Regions from separate parts of the Mus musculus genome. Here region 1 is linked to region 2. The links are chromatin loops, found by intact Hi-C in ENCODE. Cell type or tissue: left cerebral cortex. All regions are shown on one strand. Links, peaks and the distances in the headings refer to the core of each region. The heading gives the core; the rest is flanking DNA. Region 1 has its middle 36 kb from the start of Ifi27l2b. Region 2 holds the start of Ddx24 (DEAD box helicase 24).

Region 1 (2,913 bases), core at 324-2,823, 67 kb after region 2:
TGGACAAGCCATTGGACTTCCCAGAAGACATGGGCAAGGGAGTCCTGAAGAGCCACTAAGCTGCTATTAGCAGATCCATTAAGCTGCCATCAGCACAATAGACAAGAAAGCTGAGTGTTTCCAAGAGAGAGAATTAGTCAGCAGAGGGGACAGACCACAGTGCCACACAACTTCCTGGAAGAACTTATCTGCCTAAGTTACCCCAACTCACACACACACACACACACACACACACACACACACACACACACACACTCACATACACTCCTGACAGTAAAGTTTGGTTGCATGTATCACTGAATCATGCTGCTTGAAGAAGACAGTGGTCACCCTTAGGGAAGGGACAGAAGGGCCTGGGAGGGAAGGAAGGGGAAGGGAAGAGGTGGGGGAGAGAACAGGAAGCAGCCTTCTGGGACTTGGAGCATGGCTTTATAAAAGCGTTTCCAGATGTTTGTGTATAATTTGTGCACATGTACATATGTTTCTGCATGCACAATTATATCTCCATTAAAAACTCAAGGGGGCTGGAGGCAGCTCGGCACTTAGGAGCTGAACAGAGTTGTTCTTGCTTAGGACCAAGTTTGGTTCCCAGCGCTTACATCAGACAGCCTGTGTCCATTTTTAAAAAATGAAAGTTTTGGGGAATTTTTTTTTTTTTTTTTTTTTTTTTTGATGCAGGAAATGTAGGTGTGGCCACCCAGCTGGTTCTGGATCCTTGACAGAAAATGGGAAATTCCCTGTCAAAAGCAAAACAAGGGGTCGGAGAGGTGGCCCCATAGGTAAGAGCATTTACTGCTCTTCAGAAGACACGAGTTTGGTTCCCCGCATCACACGGAGCTTTCCAATCCTCTGTGGGCACTCAGCAACTGCACATGTGTGCAGACGGGCAAAACACTCTGCTTGTGCACACAAAAATAAACCTAAAGCATTTAAAAACAAAACAAATCAAAAACCCTTTGTTCACCAAGTGGCATCATTAAAAAAGGGGGGGGCAAGTAGAGATTAAAAAACAAACAAACATGGCTTATAAGGCCATGTTATACTCCACAAAGACCTCAGAACTAGAAATATGGAAAGTATTCAAAAGACAGCCTGATTTCTAATGGGAAAGCCGGGTGTGGTAGTGCAGGCCTGGAATTCTCCCATGCAAGAGATGGTGATAGAAAGACTCTGGCCTTGGGGCCTTCCTACTCTACAGAGTGAGATCCTGTCTTAAAACAAGATGGGGAAAAAGAGTGTGTTTGTGTATGTTCATGTATATGTGTGTGTATGTTTGTGTGTGTGTGTGTTTGTGTGCTTGATTGTGTGTGTATGTATGCATGTTTGTATGTGGTGTGTTTGGGTGTCCATGTATGTATGTGTGTATATATGTGTGTGTGCGCTTGCATTTATGTGTGTATATGTGCATATTTGTGTGTGGTGTGTTTGTATGTGTTGCTGCATATATATGTGCATGTTTCCTTGTGTATGCTTGTGTTTGTGTGTATGTGTTCATGTTTAAATATGGTGTGTTTATGTGTGCATATATGTATGTGTGCATGTTTGTGTGTTTGTATGTGCGTACATGTTTGTGAGTATGTGTGTGTGTATGTGCGTGCTAGGTGCTAAGTTAAAAGCCTCTGTCAGGCCTACAGACCACTTACACACACATCCCCCCGCACCCCAAGGGGTTGGAGTCTTGCAGCTAATTGTGGCCCGAGTTGTAGTAGTGGGAGAATTTGCTTCTTGTATTGAAGTGCCCTCTTGTGTCCATATTTGGAACTGCAAGCACAGCAGCATTTTGTGTTGGACAATGATGCAGGTTGGTTGGGTGGGGTGAGGCTGTTCTAAAGGCTGATCAGGTTTGTCCTCAGACGGAAATGGTTGCAAGGATAGCTGTGTTCTTTGGAATACCCATTTCTACCCAGCGAGCATCACTGCAAAATGATGCTAAGAAGTTTCTCGGTTCACACAGCACCCCCACCTGTGCTTTCTTCTCTGTTTGGTACAGACTTCTAGAAACCATACTGTGAATGTGACCTCACTTCTCAGACCACACGGATGGGAACTCAGAAAATCCACTCCAACCAAGGTTCTTTCCCTGGGAATTTGGAAGGAGAGAAATTACAGAGACAGTCAACCAGCTAGCTGGACCTGTAGCTGGACCTGCAATGAACCACGCAGAGCCGTGAAGTAGCCACAGTCTGAACTGAACGTGGGATGAGTTGGGGAGAAAGATGATCGTCTAAGAAGAAAGGCGACAAACGTTCCCAGAGAAGCCAGAGTGCTAAGAAAACCCTTTCTGTTCTCTCTCTCTCTCTCTCTCTCTCTCTCTCCGAGACAGGGTTTCTCTGTGTAGCCCTGGCTGTCCTGGAACTCACTCCCTGAACTCAGAAATCCGCCTGCCTCTGCTTCCCAAGTGCTGGGATTAAAGGCGTGTGCCACCACTGCCCGGCCCTTTCTGCCTTCTCATTGCTGGTCAGCCCTGAGGTGTGGGAGGCTCCTGGTGGTTCATCTTCACTGTCAACTTGACTGGATTGAAGTCACCTAGGAGTCTCTCTCTCTCTCTCTCATATGGTGTGTGTGTGTTCTAGAAGTGTGGGTCTAAGAAGGGAGACAAGCCCTGAACGTGGTGACATCATCCTCTTAGGGCCTGGATCCCACGCTGAATAGACAGTAGAAAGAAGAGAACATGAGCCGAGTGCTGGTGTTTGTCAATCTGCTTCCTGACTGTGGATGCCACGTGACCAGCAGCCTCATGCTCCCACCACCAATGCCAGCCCAAGCCATGACGGACTGCCCTTTCCTTGTGGACTAAGCTAAACCCTTCCTTCCTTAACTTCCCGTTGTCAGACATCTTGTTATAGCAATGAGAAAAGTAACGAGCGCGGCTCCTCAACTGTATTAGCTATGCTGTGTACATCTCAGGCCACC
Region 2 (2,913 bases), core at 97-2,596:
AATAGGTAGTTTGGCTTGGAGCAGAGGGGACACAGGCAGTAAAGGACACATGAGCTATCTCTGGTTAGGATCCTAGCTCCAACACTTACTTTGTATGCAACCCCCACCCACCCACCTCCTCTCAGAATTTAGTGTTACAATCTTTCTAAATGAGAAGGGTGTGATAATATCTAATAATAACTAATTTTACACTGTACACAAAATAAGTATCAAAAGAGGCTTGATAAGCCATTTTGAACACGGAGTAAGAATCTGAGATACGGCGTGCTTTTTTCCCTGGTAGAACAAGACAAGTGCCATTTCCATCATCTTGGCCTTGGCCAGATAGGTTGAAACACGTCAAGTCCTAGGTTCCACCCCCCCTAGCACTGCGTAAAACCGTACATAGCCGGTATCCTGCCCTCAGGAATGGAGATGGAAGATCAGGAGCTCAAAGCCAGCCTTGGCTACACAAGACCCTGTCTTTAAAGTCTGAGTATGCACGACTCATCTGTGTGGAAGTGGCGCTACATGGGTCCTCTCTAAATGAAAAGGGACATTGTGGAGAGAGTAAGGCAAAACTCGATTCAAATCTGGATCCTGCTCGGTGTTTGCTGCACATCTCTGTGCCTCAGTCTCCTTATCTACAAATTGAGGATAATGAGATATTTATCGCACTGGGTCCTCATCTGAATACGAAATAGTGACGCACGTCAAAAACCGCTTAACATGGCGTCTGTGAGGATGGCATGGGACGCACGGCGACCCCCCGACCCCCGCCGCACCTCGGCCCCACCTTGACAAGGTGAAGGGAACGTCACTAGAAATAGGGCGCGGGGGAGTGACCTGTGCCTTCTGCCAGAGTCCCACGAGGGCTTCAAGGGAGGTTGCCGGGCCTTGATGCCCACAGCAAAGCATGAGCCACCGGCAACCAAGGTTGTGGGGACACCGGTGAGCCACGATGCTTCGAAGACACCGGGGAGCCCCTCCGCAGCCGGCCAGGGCCTGCTCCGCTCCGAACCCACAAAGAGCACTCACCGCCGCAGTCACCTCACACGCCGGGCCGTTTGCGCCAACCCGACCCGGAACTGCAGCAGCTTCAGTACTGCAGTTCCGGGGCGGAGCTCCGGGCACGCGTGCGCGCTAAGGAAGGAAGTTCCGCCTCTGTGCGGAAGCGTCTATCTGATTGGCACTCTCTCAGGACTTTGGCTGGAACTCGGAGGACTGAGCTGGGGGGCGGGCCCTGTGTGGCCTAGGTTACGCTTCCTGTTTATGGTTTAGGCAATGTTTCGGAGCTCCTTCCTGGACGCTAGGGAGCGCAAGCGCCCGGGTAATCGCTGTCTGGTTTGTGTGCAGTAGCTGTCCCACATGCATGAGTAACTGACTACCTGGAGCCTTAAAACATTTCCTTACCTAATTTATAAACCACCTAACCCTGGGTTGAAAGAGCCATGTTCTCCAGTTCGTAGTGCCTTTCCTACTGCACAGAGCTGGTCACGATACATTTGCCTGTTTAGTTTGATTGTTTTTTGATGTTTGTGCTGGAGATTTAAACTAGTCTTAGAGGCTGTATAGATGGCTCAGAGGTTAAGAGCACTGACTGCTCTTCCAGAGGTCCTGAGTTCAATTCCCAGCAACCACATGGTGGCTCACAACCATCTATAATAGGATCCAATGTATTCTTCTAGTGTGTCTGAAGACAGCTGCAATGTACTCATATAAATTAAAAAAATAAATAAACTAGTCTTCCATGCATATGGAAGCACGCTTCCCACTGAGCCATCTCCGAAGACCTGAAAATGTATTCTTTTATATCTTAACTTAGATCAGTTTTTTTTTTTCCGTGTCAGCATTATGAGATACACACCTAACACTGAATTAGATAACAGAGTGTTGTCATTGGCAAGGGACTTTCACCAAGACGCCAAAAGGATAGACAAGAGCAAAAAGAGATGCATGAAATTTTTATGAAAACAAAAATGCTTCCGCACACCACCCTGAATAGAGAGGGGAAAAAAGGCGGGCTGGAGAGTTGGCTCAGTGGTTACAAGCACAGACTGCTCTTCCGAGGGATCTGTGTTCAGTTCCCAGCACCCATATAGCAACTCACAACCATCCATAATTCCTGACCAGAGGATCTGATGCCCCCTTCTGGCCTCAGTGGGTGCTGCAAACACGTGGTGCACAGACATACACCTAAAAACGTAAAAGAGATATCTTGTTAAAAAGAATAAAGGAGGGGCTGGTGAGATGGCTCAGCAGGTAGCGCACTGACTGCTCATCCTAAGGTCCTGAGTTCAAATTCAAGCAGCCACATGGTGGCCCACAAACACTGGTAATGAGATCTGACGCCTGCTTCTGGCATGTCTGAAGACAGCCACAGTGTACTTATTTATAATAATAAACCTTTGGGAGGGAGCAAGCAAAGCAAGGGGAGTTGACCAGAGCAAGCAGGAGTCCTAAAAAAAATTCAATTCCTAACAACCACATGAAAGCTCACAAACAATTGTACAGCTAAGTGTACTCATATACATGAAATAAAATAAATCTTTTTTAAAAAAGAGTAAAGGAAATCCTACAAACTACACATCTGAATGTGGTTAATAAAGCAGGAAATACAGAATTCAGAAACTCAATTGTAAAAGGATATGCTTACAAAATGGGCAATAAACCAAAATAAGCATTTCTTAAAAGGTACAAGAAAAAAATGCTCAGGGAGCCACTAGTCAATTGGATAATGCAAACTAGAGCCACAGGTAGACATGGCCTCACTGCAGTGAGAATGTTACAGGGAACAAAGCCTGGCTCATTGTTGTGGGCTATAACTAAGTACAGCCATCATGGAAATTCCTGAAGAATGAAGAACTAGAATGACCATCTGCTCAGAAGGTATGTGAAGCAAGTGAAGTCTGTCAAGGAGACACCTGAATCAAA

What was found. A loop is a pair of places that touch in the nucleus more often than their neighbours do. Peaks named below come from ENCODE experiments on the same cell type or tissue, not always from the same donor. Only the 100,000 strongest peaks of a DNase experiment are listed, where the experiment ranks them.
Region 1: it touches region 2 in a loop (7-fold over the local background); 37 of 42 quality-filtered maps call a loop at or near these places.

What each region holds. Positions count from the first base shown.
Region 1 is chr12:103,491,269-103,494,181 of GRCm38, forward strand. No RefSeq gene overlaps it. Among named protein-coding and RNA genes, the nearest start is that of Ifi27l2b, 36 kb to the left of the region's middle. In left cerebral cortex, for the core only: a CTCF peak has its summit at 1,758 (motif pointing left); a DNase peak (open chromatin) is centred at 1,747.
Region 2 is chr12:103,424,762-103,427,674 of GRCm38, forward strand. It overlaps Ddx24 (DEAD box helicase 24), which reads right to left and starts at 1,086. Exons shown (of 9, transcript NM_020494.4): 1 at 1,018-1,086. In left cerebral cortex, for the core only: CTCF peaks have their summits at 1,273 and 2,137 (motif pointing left); a DNase peak (open chromatin) is centred at 1,200; H3K4me3 peaks cover 1,464 bases; H3K27ac peaks cover 854 bases.